2 separate regions of the Mus musculus genome follow, and region 1 is linked to region 2. The links are chromatin loops, found by intact Hi-C in ENCODE. Cell type or tissue: left cerebral cortex. All regions are shown on one strand. Links, peaks and the distances in the headings refer to the core of each region. The heading gives the core; the rest is flanking DNA. Region 1 holds the start of Rfx3 (regulatory factor X, 3 (influences HLA class II expression)). Region 2 has its middle 75 kb from the start of Rfx3.

Region 1 (10,324 bases), core at 1,150-9,149, 77 kb before region 2:
CTAATCCCATACTTATATTTTTGCCTAAGGGAAATATAAGAACCCTTGGGAATCCCTGACCAAATACTATAAAATAACAGCAGGCAGTACTGACTGGCCATAACTCCTTCTATAAAAGAATACTTGAGTTAAGAGTCACCATAGGTATGGGAAACTGTGCAAACACATTAATTTTGGATTGGTCTAGACATTTAACCCTTAAGTACTTTGCCAGAGGCCAATACATACCAAGGAAGAAATCTTTTAAATAAAACCACTCAAATTACATCACTAATACAATAAAGTTACATTTCTGTTCAAGAAGATAGAAATTGTCAAGAAAATAATAATGTTTGAGAGTGATATAGTATATCCATTTTTCATTTAAGTCACACTTCCTAGCTTTCTTCCAAGGTTCCTTTGAAAAATCTATCACATCTGAACTGAGCACAGTGGCAAGGCACAAGTACCATCCCCACATCCAGGAAACTGAGGCAAGAGAGTCATGAATTGGGGGCTGGCCTGGACTACACAGAAAAGAAATAAATCATGTTTTTATTTAAGATTATAACTAAATCACTCTAAAATGAGAAATCACTTTATTAGTCAAAACTATCAAACAACAATGCTACATAGGACAGCCAACTTGAAAATGTTATTTGAAACTTTTTAACATCTAAAAAGATCAAAAGATGGGATTTTCTTGTGTAAGACTTCATATTTTAAGTTACCTGGGTAATATTACAAAGTTACAACTTAAGTACTGTTAGCAAATTATTCATCAATGCCAAATAAGTGTATCAGTGGTAGTCTTACTCTCCTTGGGTGCTGAGCAGTAAGATATAAAATTGTAGAATAACTGCTAATGAATTCATGTTTTAAAACAGTCTATTATTTACTGTCATTACATTTAAAGATGGTATGTAGCATTAAGTTGGCAAAAAGAGCTCCAAATGTTTTCAAATACATTCATGTGTAGCATGTGAAGAGAAGATATAAATGGAACAATGAAACCAACAATGGAAGAATAGGAGATAATGAAATGTTACAACATTATTTCTTAATACAAAAATCCCTAGGCCAGAAAAGTCATGTAAACCCAGTAAAAGGAGCCCATTATAAGCCCATGGTGTAAAACTAAGACATAGCTTTGGAATAGCATTAGGATGGTTTAAAAAAAAACTGATTATCAAATGGTAATCCAAGCCTCTGTTGATATCTTGGTTTTGATTTTTTTAATGAGTAAAAGAGATTAAATATTTAATGACAGCAGATTAGGGGGAAATATTACAAAACTTAAGTCCTATAACAAAGGGATGGCTAGATGGTCATATCAAAATGATTCTTAAGTAACAAAAGTAGGAAATTTTTTTGGAAAAAAACTATTTTGGAAACATCGTGTAGAGAATTCTCAACAATTCCTCATTGAAACACCCAACAGGCATTAAACATGCATTCTAAAGACTTCACAATATACAGTACATGAATTTATCTCTTTGAAGTTGCATAGATGTCAGAAGATAGGCAGATTGAGTCTTGACTATTCAGATGAGAAAACTGAGTCTCACTGAAAGCAGCTAACGTCCACAGTCACACAGTTAATAAGATTAACTGAACTCTGACTAAAGCCGGTACATACACTTAGCCTGTAACAGGGTGTCCCATTCACTTATTAATACTCTAATACAAATTACTTTCTCAACTTTCACTACATATACTTTGATGTGAAATCTAGACTTCAAGTACAAAGCATTTTAATACATCCACAAATACATTAAAACCTCAGTGGCATAAAATGACAAACTACATAGAATTTTATCTTTTAAAGAAAAATGACTTAACTATTGTAGTGAGACCCATATGTGTTTGTGGGGGGGGGGGTGCTACTCTCTTTTGAAGTTCTGGGATCAAGGTGTTCCTGCATACAAATTGTTTCAGCTTATAGTTACTTTTCAAAACTAGAACAATTAACCATTGTAGCTGAGTTGGGAGAATAGTGTATCATTACCTAGACTTAAGTTTTTACACTGAACCTATCCTTTCCCAAGCATCCTTGAAGAAAATACTTAAGTTTTAAAATTTGTCAGAGCATTTGCTACTTAAAATTATATTTAAACAGGAAGAAACCACTCAAAAGATGGAAAATGGAACTGAAAAAGAGTCACAGGGTGGGAGAGAGAGCTCAGCGTTAAGACCATTTGTAGCTCTTGCAAAGGACACAGGTTCAGCTCCCAGCAACCACAGTTCCAGAGCATAAAAGTGAAATATCTTCATTTGACCAATGTATACAACAAAGTGCTAACATTAGACTGGACCAAGGCTATGTTCTCAGGGATCGGTTCTATAGTTCATTACTGGATCTGATTTGTTACATATTATTACACATATTCTCTCTATATAGACAGACTTTCCCAAAAAAACTACCAAGGCAAGCAGTATATTAAATGTTAAACTTTACAGAAGTAACTGAGATGCTTATATGCAATAAATAACTAAAATTTTCTTTACGTAACAGTTCCAATCAATTCACGTTTTAGTGAAAATAATCTTACATTGCAAACAGCACAGCACCCTCTGGTGTATCTATTATAAGATATATAAAAGTCCCACAAATAAAGGGATAAAATTTTAAGTCAAAAATAAACCTTAGAAATCAATAGGGTGATTCTTTCTGAATTTATTCCAGTTCATATATTTAACATGTATAAACAAAAACAATTTTCACTTTAAAATATCACTATTTTATAGCAACTGAATGTCAGAAAAATTTGTTTCAGTTTTAAAATGCAAATAATTCATTTTTCCAATTATAACATGATAATGCTATAAAAAAATCCTTGAGGTATGGAATGACAAAGTTTAATATATTATTTATTATGTAAGCTAAATTTCATTTTATTTAAACCCGCATACACACACACACACACACACACACACACCTGTTTCCCAGTTGTCATCACAAAATAGAACCTGTGTGTGTGTGTGTGTGTGTGTGTGTGTGTGTAAACTGTTATGCTGCTATACTTTTTCTGAATTCAAAGGCAGTTTGGCATTATTTATAAGAATGGATAGATAGGTGTTTAGCAAATGAATCTATCATTTATACAGTTTGAACTAGTGATTTAGGTTAAAACATAGAGCACTTCAAAGGCTAGCAATGTTCAACTTTTGCATGTAAAAAGAACCCTCTTCCTGTGAAAATAATAAAAGGATGATACAACTAACTCTGTAAAATGCCACCTGCTTTAGACAGCTCTGTGAACTTCTGCAAGTTCCAAGACAATGCAGGAAAAGGGAGACTGACACCTGTTTCAAGCAGCCACCTGTCTCTAACAAGCTAAATTTAGTCAAATCCACTTAATCTTGGTTTTCCAAAATAAGGGAACACTATGCATCTGTGAACAGAAAAGAATTTAAATTCTATTTTGTGATGACAACTGGGAATATATACCAGAAGAATTAAAGAGTTAAGGCAAATGATTCAGTAGGGCTAACTATTTTTAATGTAACTGCAAATGAATAGAGGACACTTAACCAAACGCTCAACATAAAAACAGGTTAGCAAACTTCATAATTTAAAAGTTGATGTATTTCTTATTCTTGTTTCTTATAATATAGTCTCACTAAAAGGATCACTAAGTCATACTACTAGACTATTTAGGTAAAAAATTAACTCTTCCCACATATCTGATATCATTATCCATCCTTCTAAGCTTAATGTGCAACCTGAATTTTTTTGCTTTTCAATTGCTAAAAAAAAAGTGCCTCAATTAACTTGTAAGTTTTTAAAAAAGATTTCTCACTATTTCACTTATAAGCTATAAACCTGTGAGTATCTCCACAGGATACAAGATTATTTGAATATTGGATAAATAATGCAATATTTTAGACATTAGGCATAAGACTCTCACACCATGGGAGCACTGTGAAATAATGGAGAGCTACTAGGAATGCATTAATTTCTTATACACATATAAATTTACTATACCTATTCTCTATACAGTTTAATAGAATTGTGTAATAGACAATCATATATGTGAATTTTGTACACTGGATATAATTTAAAAAGACAGAGATAGGCATCATGGCATACTCTGAGCTACAAATATTCAGCTACTCAAAACATTATTTCACATGTTTAATTTCAAAGCATGATTATGTTCACAGATTTCTGTTAGTCTAAAACACTGAAAACAAAGAATGTCAATGCATAGTACAGTCCCTCCTAGGAAAAATAGCACAGAAAAAAAAAGTCGAACTAAATGGTACTTAAATTTGTATTTAATTTTAAAGATAAATTGTTATAACTCTAAGTTAATCAATCCACTAAACTATTTTATTTTAAAGCATCTCTAATATCAACTCTTAAAACACAAAGATTTGCTTTAAATGGACAGGCTACTTAACATAATGCAATGCCACATTTGCTCTCAAATTAACTTGTGAATGGAAAAAACTAAATTAAACACATGCTTGATGAGTGAAATGACTCTTAAACACTCTTGGACACGACAAATAAAATATTAATCTAAGACATTTTAATATATACAATCTACTCAGCTGAAACATATGTGAATGCCATTAAGATCTAAAACTGTCCCAAGACAGCAAAACTCCTTTTAACTTCAGACCCAGGAGCTTTACCATCGAAAAGTGTTCAGGCGTTTGACACTCATCTGAACAAAAAAGAGGAAAAGAAGAAAAAGAAAAGAAAGATGAAAAGAAAAAAGAAAATGAGAAGAAAAGAAAAAATAAAAGTTAGTATTTGAAAATTGCAAAGACAGGTTGGGAATGGATGAATAAATATAAAGAATGCTGAGAGATCCAAACAGACTTCTTTCAGAATCAAATCTCAGCTTCATTTAAAATAACAATCACACGAAAATGAATTGAAAAGTAAGGTTTTTCCCAATCCCCCAACTCTTACTTGTTTTACAAAATATTAGCCTTAATGGCATTATAATTACCCAACCTCTCCATTGACAATCTCAAGAATAATTAATACTGTCACATTATTCACAGGCTGCTCTGTCAGTTAAATCAATAAATGTTTGCTGTTGGAAAGATTATTTAAATAAGCACTTTAAAATATGAATTGGAAATTTCAATGTGCCACTATAATAGTACAATCTATTTGTTTTAGCTCACAATCATCATCAATTTTTTTCTGATAACCTATTAATTGTTATGCTGAAAATGAGCAAATTAAGGATCTGCAAAGCCAGGTTCTAATCAAGACGATACTACTTCATAACTGGTAAGTATTCAGATCTACAAGGGCAACTATTTCCTCTAAAGAAACACTTTAAAAGGAAGTTTTTTTTTTCTTCTGAACAGGTTTAAATCATTGTCCAAAGAAAACCAAAAAGTCAACAAAAAAGAATATGTTAAGTACACACATGCCTAGATCTTAACAGCCACAAAGAAAGTGAAATATACACACGTTTCAAGTTGAGAAGCTTCATACATTCTTTATGAACAACTTGACTTCAATTTCAACTCTCCAAGGGAAAGGAATAGAGATGAAGATGGGAGAAGGAAAAAAAAAAAAAAAAAAACTCTCAAAGTACCATAACTGTCACAAATAGCGTTGTGAACTGAGTTCTCACAAAGCTTCCTTATATCCTTTTCCTGTTCATCACAGACAAAGTCTAAACCACAATGAAAATTGTTAACACTCTCCTGTGGGGAGGGAGGTGCATCAAAGTGAAACAGAACCTCAGGACTACCCCTCCCATCTCCACATGAAGGATAAAGCGCTGTCAGTAGCCACTAACCAAAGTAGCACAGATGCCCTGCATCCGGTTTAAATCACAAGCACACACACACACACACACACACACACACACAAACCCGAAAAGGGGAGGGGGGAGAGAGAGAGAGGAGAGGGAGAGGAGACAGAGGAGAGACAAGAGAGGAAAGAGGAGAGAAGAGAAACAGAGAAACAGACTTAAAAAAAAAATCTCTCAAGAGCAGCAGAGGCCCCCTAGTTTCAATGTGTGTGCAAATGGGGGGAAGGGGGGAGAAGACTGCTGAATGGATATTAAGACTGTTTGCAGCACAAAGAAAAATACAGTTTTAAAAGAAAAAAAAAAAAAAAGAATCCCGTGAGGCCAGTGATGGTCAAATAAGTGCAGTCCGTTCAGCAGCAGGCACAGAGGGGCCGAAACGAAGGGAGCGGGCTTCGGGAAAAGTTCACCGAGGTACCAGGATAAAAATAACAAAACCCCCAACAAGGCCCCGCAAGTGAACAACAACCACCACAGCGCAGCACCTTTTGGGGACCCCCCCTGCTCACTGCTGTCTATTTCGATTTGGAAAGCAGCAGCCACCAGGCAGCTTTGCAAAGCAGCGAATTAAAGAAAGAGAGAGGGAGAAAGCGAGCCCCTTCTCTCCACCTGCCCCTCCTCCTGGGCGCCCGCGGACCTGGGGGGGACGCTCCAACACCCGCGACGGACAGCGGCGGCTTCCTAGCCCGCTCGCCCCGCAGCCCCGGCTCCCGCTCCATCCCCGAGCGCCGAGGCCGGGCGGGCAGGCGCGCGGCGCCCACACCCCCGAGCCCGCCGCGCGCGGGTCCATTGTAAACAAGCCCCCGGGACCGAGCCCCTCAAGCGGCCGCAGCCGGTGTCAGGAGGGAGACCCCGCACAGCCACGCTCGCTCGCACACACGAACACACGCACGGACACACACGCTCCCACACACATGTAGAGAGACCGAAGAATATTCACCTTGGCTGTGGATTATTGTGGTGTTGTTGGTGGGTGATGGAGATGGTGGTGGTGGGGAGGAGGAGGAGGAGGAAGAGGAGGAGGAGGAGGAGAGGAGTAGTTGTTGTTGATGGGTAACAGTCGCCAGGACTACGGTGACTATGGCGCTTGATTCACAAGGCAACGGTTGCTATAACTCACAAAAGAGAGAGAGAGGGAGAGAGAGAGGGAGCGAGGGAGAGGGAGACACTCGCGCGGGGAGGGGCGGGGGGGAGGGAGGAGGGGAGAGGGCGGGCCCGAGAGCGCCGGAAGAAGCGGCTTCGGCGCCGTGACTGACAGCTCGGAGCCCGGGCGGGGGGCTGCGGTCGGGATTCCGACGTCGGTTTTTCCCCCGAGGTGCGCTTTAAGACTTGGCGGGCCCGGGGTCAGGGCGAGTCTGCCTGGAGGAACGGGACGGAGGACGCCGGGGAAAGCTGAGGGTCTGGAGGCGAGGGCTACTTTCCGTCAAAGGAGCCCCGCCTGCCTCTGCCGCCAGCTCTGTGCCCAGCCGCCCCGCAGCCGCGAGAGGAAAAGCGCGAAGCCAGGGGAGGGGGAGTGACGACGGAGCCAACACTGTGTGAGACGCGCGCTACCGCGGAGGCAGACCCCACTTTGAAGAGCGGGCTCCACCCCGGGGCGTACGTCATTTCCTGGGCGGCCCCAGCTAATATCCCGGATGTGCTGCGCTCCTCCCCTCTCTCTCCTCTCTTCCCCCCGCCCCGCTCAGGTTTTTTTTTTTTTTTTTTTTTTTTCTCCCCTCCCTCTCCGTGGTCGCCAGTGTGGTGTTTCCCGGTCGGTCGTTTATGCCTCGCGGGTGATCCCTTTCCCAGACTCTCTGCGGCCGGCGCGGGCCTCCAGGGTCTCGGCTTTGCCCTCCCCTCCATCGAATTCCGCTTTCTCGCGCCTCCCGAGGCCGCGGGGTCCTGAGGAGCGCGGGCGGCGGGGTGTGAGCGGTGCTCCCGCCGCCATCTTAGGGAGCGAGAGCCTGGGCGCGCGAACGGTGACCCATCTCGCTCGGCGCGGCCGCTACCTCCCTGCGGAACCGAGACGCCAAGTTAGCACCCTGCAGGACCGGGAGGAAGTGCCAAGGGGAAGGGAATTCGAGCTTTCCGAGGATGAGGGTCCCTACAGGGGTGGGTTAGACCTTTCAGAGTAGCCCTCGGTAGGTCCTTAAGGGGCTCTACCCTTTCAGAGTTGACGGGATGGATCCCAGCTAGACCAATCGCCCTATTAGCTGGCATCGGTTTCTTAACAGCCTGGGGGTAGCTTGTTCTTGAGCTGTGTTGGACACGGGAACGGCTTCTGTCCATGGAGAACATTATTAGCACACAACCTGGCACCTCAAACTCGAGTTGATAAGGCACAGCTTCTGAAACCTCATGGTTCAAGCATATTCGTCCAATTCTCCTCATACTGGAGTCCAGCAGGCACGTGCCCCCAGGCCCGCCAATACCCAAAATCTCCCAACATTTGCAGCTAAGCAGCTTATCCAAGACAATAACATACTGGAAGTAGAGCCTTAAGAAGTCAGTTCTCCTCTTGAGGCTTAATTTTTGCACCGGCACATGAGGGATTTGGGCCAGCATGAGTTCCCTGTTAAAATAAGGCTGAGCTCTCTTTCTGTGCCCCAGACCTTGTGCTAAGTGTTTTACATACATTATCTCATTTAATCCTGACACCTGTTCTATTGGATACATAATATTCTCATTTTAGGGAAAACAAGCCGTCATTTTATCTTGCCTCTCTGTGCCATGAAATGCTAGGTAAAAGACATTTTAGAAACCAACTATTAGAACAATAGATTTAGCAGTAATACTGTAAGCTTTGATAATTTCATAGTTATAATGAGTTCTATTCTTGGTTATAAGTTATAATATAGTAGTTAATAAGAGAAAGAGAAAAAAAAAAAAAAAAAAACAAGCCAAGGACTAAAGTTAAAACAGGTCGTGGTGATAGCCAAAAATGACACCGTGGTACCCAACAGCAGTTAAAACTCTTCACGATTGGAATAGTCCTTTTGCAACGTTTACAGATCAAGTCCTCAGGAAAACGTTTGGGACTGCTGACTGGCACCTCAAGGCTCTGAAGAGCTTTGCTGGCGCAGCCCTATTGTCTGTTAGGTTCCCCATCTCCCCACTGTCAGCTGTTGCTCCTTACCGCTGTCAGTGAGCACCATTCTATTATTCCCCCCACCCTTTTAATTTACTGCTTTTAATCTGCACGAAAGGAAACCACATAATGAAGCTTGGGCAAAACTGTCTCAAGGGTATAAATAGATACTTTGAGGCAGTGTCCTTTAGGAAGAGTGTGACCTTTGCGCTTAGAACATTGTAACGTCAGTTTCAAGCAATTTAGAGACTTCTTTATTCCTAGCTTCTGGTACCATCTTTTTATACTCTCAGGATGCATACTTTTATTTGCATGAATTCTTACTAAGTCAGGATATTCTCCCTTTTATGACAATTGGAGGTATGTCTTTTAGTTCTAGTAAGGTTAATATATAAATTTCAGTGTTGCCATTATACTAATTCAAAACACCAAGCTACAATGCAAGCAATAGAATGCAAAGCATGATAGATTATATATGCATACATATATCAAATCCTTTTGCTACTCAGTAGTTCTGACAGGAACTCTTTTCAGCTCATTTTTACAGCTGTGTGGTTGTATCTTCATATGTATCATACAGGTAGATCAGAAATAACTTTTTAGGGAGCCTTAGGAAACACGCAGCATGGTCTTAACAGCTATTGCTTTTTACAATGAAAAATATAATCGTCATTCAAAAAGGTATTTTACATTCCTTGACAATGCAATAAATTGTCAATGCAACAGCTTTTTGCTGTATTCCAGAAATGATGCAGACATAGTTATCTGTACAATGCTCAGTTGTTCTGTGAATTTTAGTTGTTTCCTTTAAACTTTGTTTCCACTGTAAGGTTGTAGTGATTGTGAGAGGCATAGATGAACACATTTGTGTCTAAACCACTTGAAGAAAAGAAGCCCTGATTACCTATGTATATACTGTACAAATTGCTATAGCATATTATTAAGGGTAAATTTTCAACATCATCGATTAGGATATTTCCTCCTATGGACACCTACCACATATTCAAGAACTAATGAAGAATTCCAACGTCATGCGTAAAAGAAAGCAAAATATGTATGCAAAGATAAAATACTGACATCCCATGACATTGCTTCAAAAAAAAAAAGTGGAGTTTTGAAAACGTATGCTATAGCTTACAAAGCAGAAATTGCCCTGCTTTAAAATCTTCCATTAGACTACATGTTTTCTTCAGTTGAGACACACAACAGAATCTTATTCTCAAATGTGAAATGAAGTTTTCCTTTCTGCTATGTTTTCCTAAGTGCTTATGATATGCCCACTGCTACTGAATCATGATTGCTAATTGATGTTTCTGGATCTGAGATTCAGTGGACATGTGATAAATACCAAAAGTGACAAGAGAGACCCAAGTGATTCAGACACTTTCTAACTGTCTTCTGGGGTACCCCACTGAAAGCATGCTTTGATTCTGAGAAAAAGTGTTTTGCTAAATTTGTCTTTCTAATTGTGTTTTCATTAAGCACTACA
Region 2 (10,324 bases), core at 1,490-9,489:
CCAGTCATCCTCATCCCTCCGTGTGGAGGTAAACCTCCTCTTGTTTCCTTTCAATGAACAGTTAAGAGATACCCTGTAACTTGCCAACAATAGAACATGCTTCTTTCAGGATTCCAGAGGACGCTGTATGGAGGTCTGCACAAACTGGGGAAATAGGGAGAGCTGTTCAGAGGGTAGAGAGGAAGAAATTATGCAGGGGAGCATCAGCTTGAGGTTTCCGTCTGGAAAGGCCTCCCTATAGGCTGCATGAATGGGTAGGTCAGAGAAAGTGCCAGTGACTACTGTGCCTTCATTGCCCTACAAGCCATCTTCCTGGATGTACAGCATATGCAATTTCATGTGCCTAAAAGGGTTCTTCACTCGGTTCAATGCTTTGTTCTTCCTGTGTAAAATTCTTGTGTGTGTTTTTCTATGTCGGTGAAGCCCAATGGGACCATAGAGTATGAGCGTAGGACCCAACAAAGTGTGCTGCCCTTCTCCACCTCAGTTTTACATCACGTTCTGGGTATCCCATGAGCACAGGGTGGTCCAGACCTAAGATATATGCAAATGCAGGAGCTCAAAGCAACCATGGGGCTAGCTCAGAGTAGCCGCTTCCTCCCGATGGAGTACCATTATCATGGTCTTAAAGCCAAGCAGCTGTCATGACCCACTTGTGTTCCTCATGGTATCAGGATATGCATGAGGACCAGTAGACATAAGGAGAACCTCTTCGGGAGAACTTCTCTATGCATCTCCCATCCCCCTGACACTGCAGTTGCTGCTGTTTAAGACATGACACTTCTCCACTGCAGCTGCTTGGAGCCATTCATACCCCAGAACCTGACAGGCTCACCCAGACATACTTAAACAGAATCTCTCTCTCTCTCTCTCTCTCTCTCTCTCTCTCTCTCTCTCTCTCTCTCTCTCTCTCAGTGCTGTCTGTATTTAGGGTGACTTAGATTTCTCTATGTTTCCTCTAGAAGAGTCACCCAACAGCACATTTGTTGCATTCGTGTCTTAGTAAGCTGAGGCTCTAATGGTTACAGGAGACTAGGCTTCTTGTCTGTGTGAGAACACACACTGAGCAGAGAAACAGGACAACCATGAGGAGACACCTGCAGGGGAACACACAACAGGAGACACTAGTTCACAAACCACACATCTGATAAGTGATTAGTCTATGGCCATACCACCCTGAACGTGCCCGATCTCATTTGATAAGTGCTTAATATAAAAACCCTAAGGAACTCAACTATGTGATTATAGCATTAACGGTGCTCATTTCCTCCTATGATTTTGTAATGGAACTCACATCTTATGTATCTCTTCCTGCTGTCATACTTCTTTAAAATTTGCTTCATTTTATTATTCATCTCTATGATTGTTTGTAAGTGTGCATGCATGTGCATGCACACGATGGTGCATATATAGTAATCAGAAGACACCTTGCTTGCATTGGTTCTCTACCATGTGGGCTCCAGGAATCAAAGTCAAGTTGTTGGCTTTGGTGACAAGAACCTTTACCTACTGAGCCACTTACCAGTCCTGCCTCACCTCCTGACAACTATCTAACCAGTTGAAATAATTTTTAATATATTTATAACTTATCAGAATGTGTCATCTATTGTGGTATTTATTTCCAGCATGCTTCATATCAATCCTTAGCATTAGGAATACTGTAGGAAGAATATTGCATGGAAAACCAACTTGTTGGCATTAGGAAGTTGTCACTGAACTATTGGGAGGTGAACCTTGATTGAGAAACAATAGGTCCATTTTGTTTTGATGTCTCCCATAAGTAAACACACTTCTTAAGCTAATAAACTCGAGAAAAGTTCAAAGAGAAGATGAAATCTACTGTCCTTAACATGTTTGATTAACTATCACATACCATTATATTTCGATTTAAAGTTCACTGAAACAATCTGGCTTGTTGACAGCAAAATTTATACTTGTAGCATCTTGCCTTGAAATATAAGAAATGTCATATATTATTATAATTTGCTTCAAATCCAACTGACAGAAAGAGCCTCCAGACCCCATCAAATGGGATGATTTTGTTACGTGCTCACTTAACTCTGAATTGTAAGTCTAGAAGTAAGTAAACAGAGGTCAGCGTGTATTCCACAGCTTATGACACAGGTCCCTTCTATTCATGGCTCAGCTACATGCAGCCTCTATCACCAAACTACCAAAGATAGGTTCAAAGAGATAGGAAGGAAGGGAGGAAGGGAGGGAGGGAGGGAGGGAGGGAGGGAGGGAGGGAGGGAGGGAGGGAGGGAGGGAGGGAAGGAAGGAAGAAAAAGTGGGAATAAAAAGAATGTCTCCTTTCCTTAAGAAACTCAGAAATCGGTACAGACATCATTACTGACCTCTTAGCAAAAATCTAAAACTATTGCCACATTACACATAAGAGACAGGTAAATATAATTCTACAGTGTCAGCCCAAAGTACACTTACCAAGGAAAATGAGGAGAATGGAAGCTGAACATGTTATAATTTTAAATCATTCATGATAATTCTGCAAGGTTTCTCATTTCAGTCAATCATACCAGCATGGGCCCTGATGTATAATATTGTAGGTCATCAGTGGGTGTTGTTCAATTGATTTGTAAAATGTCACAACTTTAACTTATATAATTTGCTAATTTGTCTAATGCCTACTTGTTTTATGTGGTTATCCAGAAGCTAATAGAAACACAATTTAGTTGTAACACAGAATATTGTTTATAAAAACAATCATACCCTATTTGCAAACCATATGTCTGATACATCATATAACTGTCTTATAAACTAGATTTGTTTTCTAGTGTCAAATGATGTGACAGAAAATGGCAAGCACATCAAAGTATACATTGCTAGTCTCGGGCACTGTGTGGAAGGCTGATTTGGGAGTTATATTCACAATGGTTTATGCTCAGAATTGGGCTGGGCTCAGGATATGGGTTTTCGGTCAGTGACCAGATGAAAGGCAATGGGAGATGCTATCTATGGAGGGCACAGCAGTTTGTTCTATCTCTTCCTGAAGACTGTTTTCCAAAGATTCAAGCCTAGGACCAAATCTTTAAATGGACACTTGCAAAATCTGTCCTATCTTCAGGCAATCTTTGTAAATCCCAGGCCACTTTTCCCTCTGCCCCTTGACCTTCCTGTTTCTACTTTATTTTTGCCTTCCTTTTCCATATAGAGTCTGACGTCATCCACTGAACAGGAAGAATGGCCTGGGATCTTTTCCTTTTTTTTTTTTTTTTTTTTTTAACCTACCCAGGGGAGTGGAGAGTTGGTGAGACAGGGAAGAAGGAAATATAAACCATCTGCCATTATATTTGCTTATATTCCCAGTAGGCAGGTGAAACACCAATTTCATTATGTGTCATTTTAATTACAGTTCACAAGGGTAGACCCTAGTTTTAGAGTTGTAAAACTTTTTTAGATAACTATTATTTGGATACTGAGTTATCCTATAGTTCAGTATTTCCAAGAGTGCTCTATACATTTTCTATACACAAAGTATTTAGAAGGGGGCACCTTTGCAGACTCTAAACTTCAGTAGTTTCCCATTTATTTTTGTTCTGATTTTGAATTTATGGCAAGCTGCTCTGAATTTCTATTAGTGGTAATGATATAAAGTAAAAAATGTAAGTTAACATAAGGAAGATGTTAAGTAAGAGCCACTTGGGCAAAATTAGAATCACATTCTAAAAGTTTATAGTTGGGTAGCCTTGGAATGTATCACTAACACCTCTAATCCTATTTCTTTGTAAAATGTGAACTTAGGGGCTTTGCATTAAGTAGTTGACATACATAATAGCTATTCAGTACTAATTGCTATAGTTTATATTAATCTCTATAGGATTTCCATGAGCATTATCATAATATTTAGTGTGAGATCTGTCTAGCTACACAGAAGATATTTTAAAAGGTTGTAGCCTTTTTACAAAGATATTAGAGATATCTTTATAAGGATATATTTACAAAGATATTAAAGACGTCTTTATAAAGATATATTTTAAAAAAGATAATAGTGTTGTGGTGTGCCTTGGTGCTGTTTGTATTTCGATGCTAATTCTGCTTCTCCAGGAGGGGAGAAGCCTTGGAGGAAGAGTGACTCATATACCCAGGTGACTCCATGTGAACCTTCTCCCCATTTTTACTTGCAAAATAAAGGCTAAAACCGGCAATTGGGCAGCGGAAGGGAAGGTAGAGCCAAAAAGTTTTAGGGAGAGGAGAGGGAGCAAGGGGTGGGGCAGGGAGGCAGAGGGGAGGAAAGAGAGAAAGACTGAAGAGGAGGAGGTGGAAGGAAAATGGAACAGAAGCACGTGGCCTGGAGAAACCGTAAGTTATAAGGGATCTCATAGCTGGGGAATATAAGAGTGTAGTGGTTGATCTGCCTAATCTAGGAGCACAGCATGTATTCATATTAATTGAGTTGTGTTTTCTTTTCTTTTTTTGTTTTTTGTTTTGTTTTTCGAGACAGGGTTTCTCTGTGTAGCCCTGGTTGTCCTGGAATTCACTCTGTAAACCAAGCTGGCCTCGAACTCAGAAATCCGCCTGCCTCTGCCTCCCGAGTGCTGGGATTAAAGGCATGCGCCACCACGCCGGCCTTGCACAGGCTTATTTAAGTTGGAGATTTACGACAATATGATCGTCTTCTACAAAGAAATACTGGGACCTCAAGGATGACCTAAAAGATTTGAGATACCAAAGGCCAATCGATATCTTTGTTGAACAAATTAGCATTTATCCATCAAGTGGAATCCTATGCTGTCATTAAAAAAAAATAGAATTAGCTGGAAGGCAGATATGATGAGAGGCAGGGATGAGAGGATGGGTGGTATCACAGAGGCATGCAAGTTAGAGAGGCTTTATAGAGGAAATGGAGGTGGAAAGCACCTCGGGACTATGAAGCCAGCAGTCTGACCAATGAACGCCAAGTATCCCAGACCGAGGAAGTTCTGACCAATGAACATCAAGTATCCCAGACAGAGGCTATACCAGGTGAAAAGAAAGTCTCAGCTCCTCTGTAGAAACGCAGGTGGCTCTGTGTGGCTGGCGTGTGGTGGTATATTCACTGGGGCACAGCTAGATTTGAGTCTGGACTGGTTTGTGACAGATTGTGGAGAGCTTGAGTGTCATTTTAAGTTGGGGCCATGGGATGCAGCTTCAAGGAAGGCAGCAACTACATCATGGCAGTAGACTTGAACGATGGCATCGGTAAGGAATAGCTACTTAAGATGAGGTCGGCGTCACAGTGTAGACCCGAAATGAGGTCGCAGCAGGAAGAGAGGGAGACCCTATGCAACATGAAGTAATGACAGGGCTGAGAAGCAATGAATAACCTCCAGGTCGCTTAACTGTTAGAAAATACAGAAAGACAAAAAGAAGACACAGTGGCAACGATCTGTAATTCACTCTGTCTGAGGTACTTACAGAACATCTTAGTGCCCATTAGCCTGTGCAAGCCTATGAGGAAGACAGAAATGGAATGGCTGTGGTCGGCTGCCAACCTTAATAACATATATGTCAGTGATTACCTGCATAGCTTTCTTCTGTGTATGTGCATGAAAGCACACATACGTTTGTATATGTGCATGCAGGTTTGTGGAGGCCAGAGACAGGTCAACAACCTCAGATGTTATTCCTCAGAGCCAGTTGCACATTTTTCTTTAAACATGTATTTATTTATATATCTTTAGGCAGAGTCTCTCTCTAGGACCTGAAGATCCCTAATTCAGCTTAGCTGGCTGTCTAGTATGTCCCACGCTGGGATTACAAGCGTGTGCAGCCATGTGCAGCCTTTGCTCGTGTGTGTTCTCAACTTGGGTCCTCCTGCTTGCAAGCACTTTCCCAACCGAGCGGCTCCCGAGCCCTGACCAAGTCCCGTTACCAATGAGCTGGTTTTGTAAATGTCCTTTTTGCCTTGTGCTTTACCCTCTTCCCCCAGGGCTGGTCTAACTACTTGGAGGCTAATTCCCTCCTTTGCTAGGCATTGGTTGGTGGCCCACTCTGAAAGGCATTCCAGGGAGAAGAGCTCTGAGATGCCATTCCCATGCGGAGAGCTACATGGGCCTGTTTGGATAAGAGAAATCCTAAAATGTAGAGCAAAGTATTCCTTCTTATACCTTGCTCATTGAATTTGCAGAAACACGGTTTTGTGGTGCAGTGTGGAGTGTCTTTAAAGCTGCAGTAAAATCGAGGAGCCCCCTTTAAAAGAGGCCAGCTACATTAGAGCCAGAGGGACAGAGCCGTGACTGTGAAACTTACAATAACACTTGGCTTTGCCTGGTGTTGAAAGTGACCAAAACTAATCAGGTCCAGAAGAGCATTCCACAAAGCTGCTTTTCTGACTCTTTTCTGCCTCTGCCCTGCTTGCTTTTGCTGCTGAGCAGATTGCTGGAGCTGGTGCCAACTCTACATTGCTTAATAATAATTCTCATTAGCATGCTGCCTTGGATGTGTATCGCAGAGCAAAATTTAGCTTTGCCTTGGTGTGAATCAAGAGAGGAGCATGAAATTCTTAGCTGAAGCAAAGGGTTTAAGGACCTTGGATGGGGGTTCCGTTTGCACAGAGTCCAGGCCCTCTTTGGTCCCCAATCAGGGGGCAGGGAGACAAAGAGGAATTTTACTCCCAAATGGCGAGCTTTGTGTTCTTTCTCCCTCTCCACTTGCAGCCTCTGCAATGGCACTTGTTTGTGCCTTGCTATTGAATAGTCTGATACATTCCAAAGACCCAGGGCCTGTCCCAGCCCAGTGCCCCAATGGAGTGAATGTTCCCAGCTCTGGCTGTCGCATCTACCCAGTCATTGTACCTGCTGGTTCCATGACTTTCCTGAGGTTGCTCACATTAGCTTTGGTTACGAAAGTGAACAAGAGGCTGTTTACTCTCCTGCAGATGCCAGGGTGACTTGAGTGGCACTCTGAGGAGACACGCACAACCTTGCACATTCACAGCCTGTTTAACAGGGGCCGTATTCCCCACAACGGCTTTCACATGCCATCTGCTGTCACATGGTACCACGTGCCAGGTCCTTATAAGATATGTATTCAATCACTCCCCTTCTCACCCCTCCTTTAGAAATGGCAAATGGAAGACGACTTTAAGCAAGGTTTCACACTGAAGGAATTATGTGCATATCAAACGTATTGAATTAAAAGAGGATTTTTTTTTAATTGTCATTCCCGGCTGCAAAGTGGCAATCAGACACCCTCATGAAAATTTTAGAGAAGTTATCAGACTCAGTGGGTAGCGGAAAAGGCGCCACTAAAAAGTAATCTTTTCTGTGTGCAAATCTACTTGCCAAAAGAATGACAACTACCAAAAAAGAATTGGAAGGAAACAGTCCAAGGTATTTTATAATTCTGTACTCCCTTTTCCGTTGCTGCTGGGGATGGAACTCAGGGCTCCATACACACTGCAAAGCCACCGAACTGCTGAGCTACACCCCGAACCTCTCATGATTTCCATTCTCCTGTTGGCGTGTGTGTGCCCTTCCTCTGATCTGGTATCGCGCTGAGCTCAGTGGTAGAGGAGAGACACTTTCTAAAAGGGTTGAGGGGATTGGTACAAAGCATACTGGGAACAAATGAATTAGCACATCCTGTCACGGTTTGCTCTTGAATGATGGCGCCTTCTTTGTTAATTGAAAAGAAATGTAAAACTGGAAGGAAAGGCAAAAGGAAACAGAACGAAGCAAACAAACAAACAAACAAAAATGAAACAGAAGAGATTGCAGTCTCTTTTCTCTCCTCCTCCGTGACCTGTGACAGCACACTGTAAAGTCTCGAGGCCCTGCATCTTCATGTACGATTCTGATGCTGTCTGTAGGGAGCCTAGAACAGGAGGCTGGAGAGACGGTCTGTAATTGAAAGTTCTTTCAGGAGAGATGTTCTATCAGGCCTGCTAAGGGAGTCAGCCGCACCTGCTGGCTTTTTATGTTGAGCGTCTCTGAAAGGATGCAAAGCATAAAGAAATTGAATGGTGCTGTTTCTTTTATAATCTCTCAGCGGAAATACAGTTTTAAAAATTATCGATAAGATGTACAAGTCAGACCAAGGGTTTTACGATGAAACTGCAATCTATAGCTTGTTTTAATCTTGTGAATAGTGTTCTGCTTCTCTGACATGCTCTAAACAAACTTATAATCTGTAACAATATATGACTTCCTAAGTTGCTGCAACCGTGGCTCTTAGGGAGGGCTCGTCACTTCAGATATCACATCACTCAGCCATAGATACTGAACTACTCATCCATATGTGTGTTGTTTTAAGAAGATTTAGTCTCTTTTTATGAGTAGCTTAGAAGAAACACCAGCTATTTAGGATCTAAGGAACAGAGATGAGACAGCGGTATTTTAACCAGCATAGACATTATCTGAGTACTACTGTGCATTTCTGAGGGCAGCCACGTACAGCTCCCATACACCAGTTCAGCTGTCTTGGCCTTGATGGCAGTTGCCATGAGGACTCATGGAAAGCACTGCCAGCCTGCTTGACTCTTAATTCCTGGACAAGGCGATCCCTGAGGGCAGGCATGTGTCTGTGCCTCTTCCAATTCAGATGCTGCCTGCCCATCCAGGGTTTGCTCGTGGATAAAAGGATAAGCTACATTTCTGATTGGATTCAGCCAGCAGGGGGAAAACATTCTTATTTACGGCTCAGGTTTTGTGCTGAGAAAGACATCTTTACACTATTTTTATGTGGCCATATTGTAAGGCCTATTGGAGGTGGAAAACGTTATCAGCACACGAGCATCCTCCCAGACCTTATACATCAGAACTCACTAAACTGAGATGATGTCTGTGGGAGTCTCAGCTTGCTCTGTCAGCCTTGCTAACAAGGTTGACAAGCTAGCGTACCCAGGTGTTGTCATCTAGTGGCACACCACACACTCCTAAAGTTACCAACAACCTGTTCTTCAGAAGTGGTCACATGACCCAGACCTCTCCTATCTCCCTGGTCCAATCAGAGTGCTGCCCTGGGATTTAACGCCCACACAGAAGAGGAAAGATCCTGTCTTCTTGCTCAGTCAGGGGTTTCTGCCTTACAGCTGCCTGTGGTCATGTTCTCTTCCAGGTAAAAGGTAGAAAGAACAAGGTAGACAGAGCAGTGGCAATGACAACCAGTGGCAGAAAAAAGCCCAACAGCGTTTCAGCCCTGTTCAGTTCCGAGCCTGGCTTCCTGCGGCCCTCTATCTGTTACTGGTGAATCCGATTGCCAGCGTCCTGAGTTTGCAGTTTCTGTTATTTACAACCTGAAGAGGCCCGCAGCATCCCTCTTAGAATAGAAAGGAAAGGTGGCTGGCACACACTTACAGTGAAGGGTCAGTCTCTCCACCAAGGCTGGAAATACAAGGACCGGGGAAGGAGAAACAACGCTTTCTCAAGAGCACCTGGTAACAACAGGAACTAACCTGGGTGCTGCTGCCCAGTAGTTTTCCACAGTAGTTCCCCAGTTCCTTACTCCTGTGAACCTTGGCGCTGAGGAGAGAGGGTGATGGGGCAAACGTGCCAGAAGGCAACAGAGTGGCTGGGAACAAAGGACCCTACAATCTTTCCTCCTAAGTTTCTGGCCCATGGTTTGGGACCCAGTCTCTCTGCTTATGGTTTTTCCTGTAAGGGCCAGTTCAGAGAATTCACACAATGAACTACAAACCATAGGGGTCCCAAGAGAATCCTTTGTGGCTATGAGGCATCCCGCTGAAATAGAGGCTACGTCTCCCCATAGGCTCACCTTGTTGCCTAAGTGATAGGGGTGGAGGCAAGGAAAACTGAGAAAGGGGAGCTGAAAACTAAGGTGCGGAGTCGGAGTGGGGGGGTGGGGGGGTGAGGGGTACATTTTACCCAGGCACAGGCCAAGTTAGGAGTTAAGCTGAGGTTGGAGAATCACCACCAAGACTAATACTCCAGCATGCTTCACAACGACCTGATGGCACCTGACAGGACGAAGGCAAAACAGGAGTCAAAGCAGCTTGCTGGCTCTGGCTCCCAGGACTTTATTCAGGAAGTCTAAGGAACCCAGGGCTCTGCACTTCCAACAGGTTTCTCATTGATACTGATAAACTTAGTCCCATGACTCCTTTAAGGAAAACTGCTAACCACTAGCAAGATTTTATCGAAAGGACCCAGATGTAGCTGTCTCTTGTGAGACTATGCCGGGGCCTAGCAAACACAGAAGTGGATGCTCACAGTCAGCTATTGGATGGATCACAGGGCTCCCAATGGAGGAGCTAGAGAAAGTACCCAAGGAGCTAAAGGGATCTGCAACCCTATAGGTGGAACAACATTATGAACTAACCAGTACCCCGGAGCTCTTGACTCTAGCTGCATATGTATCAAAAGTTGGC

Evidence for each region. A loop is a pair of places that touch in the nucleus more often than their neighbours do. Peaks named below come from ENCODE experiments on the same cell type or tissue, not always from the same donor. Only the 100,000 strongest peaks of a DNase experiment are listed, where the experiment ranks them.
Region 1: a loop joins it to region 2, with 2.3 times the contacts of the local background. A loop is called at or near these places in 6 of 42 quality-filtered maps.

What each region holds. Positions count from the first base shown.
Region 1 is chr19:28,004,264-28,014,587 of GRCm38, forward strand. It overlaps Rfx3 (regulatory factor X, 3 (influences HLA class II expression)), which reads right to left and starts at 6,903. Exons shown (of 17, transcript NM_011265.3): 1 at 6,709-6,903. In left cerebral cortex, for the core only: a CTCF peak has its summit at 2,564 (motif pointing left); DNase peaks (open chromatin) are centred at 5,741, 6,363, 6,597, 6,985 and 3 more places; H3K4me3 peaks cover 5,386 bases; H3K27ac peaks cover 2,786 bases.
Region 2 is chr19:28,081,416-28,091,739 of GRCm38, forward strand. No RefSeq gene overlaps it. Among named protein-coding and RNA genes, the nearest start is that of Rfx3, 75 kb to the left of the region's middle. In left cerebral cortex, for the core only: no CTCF peak of the experiment used is centred there; DNase peaks (open chromatin) are centred at 6,003, 6,418 and 6,660; H3K27ac peaks cover 1,469 bases.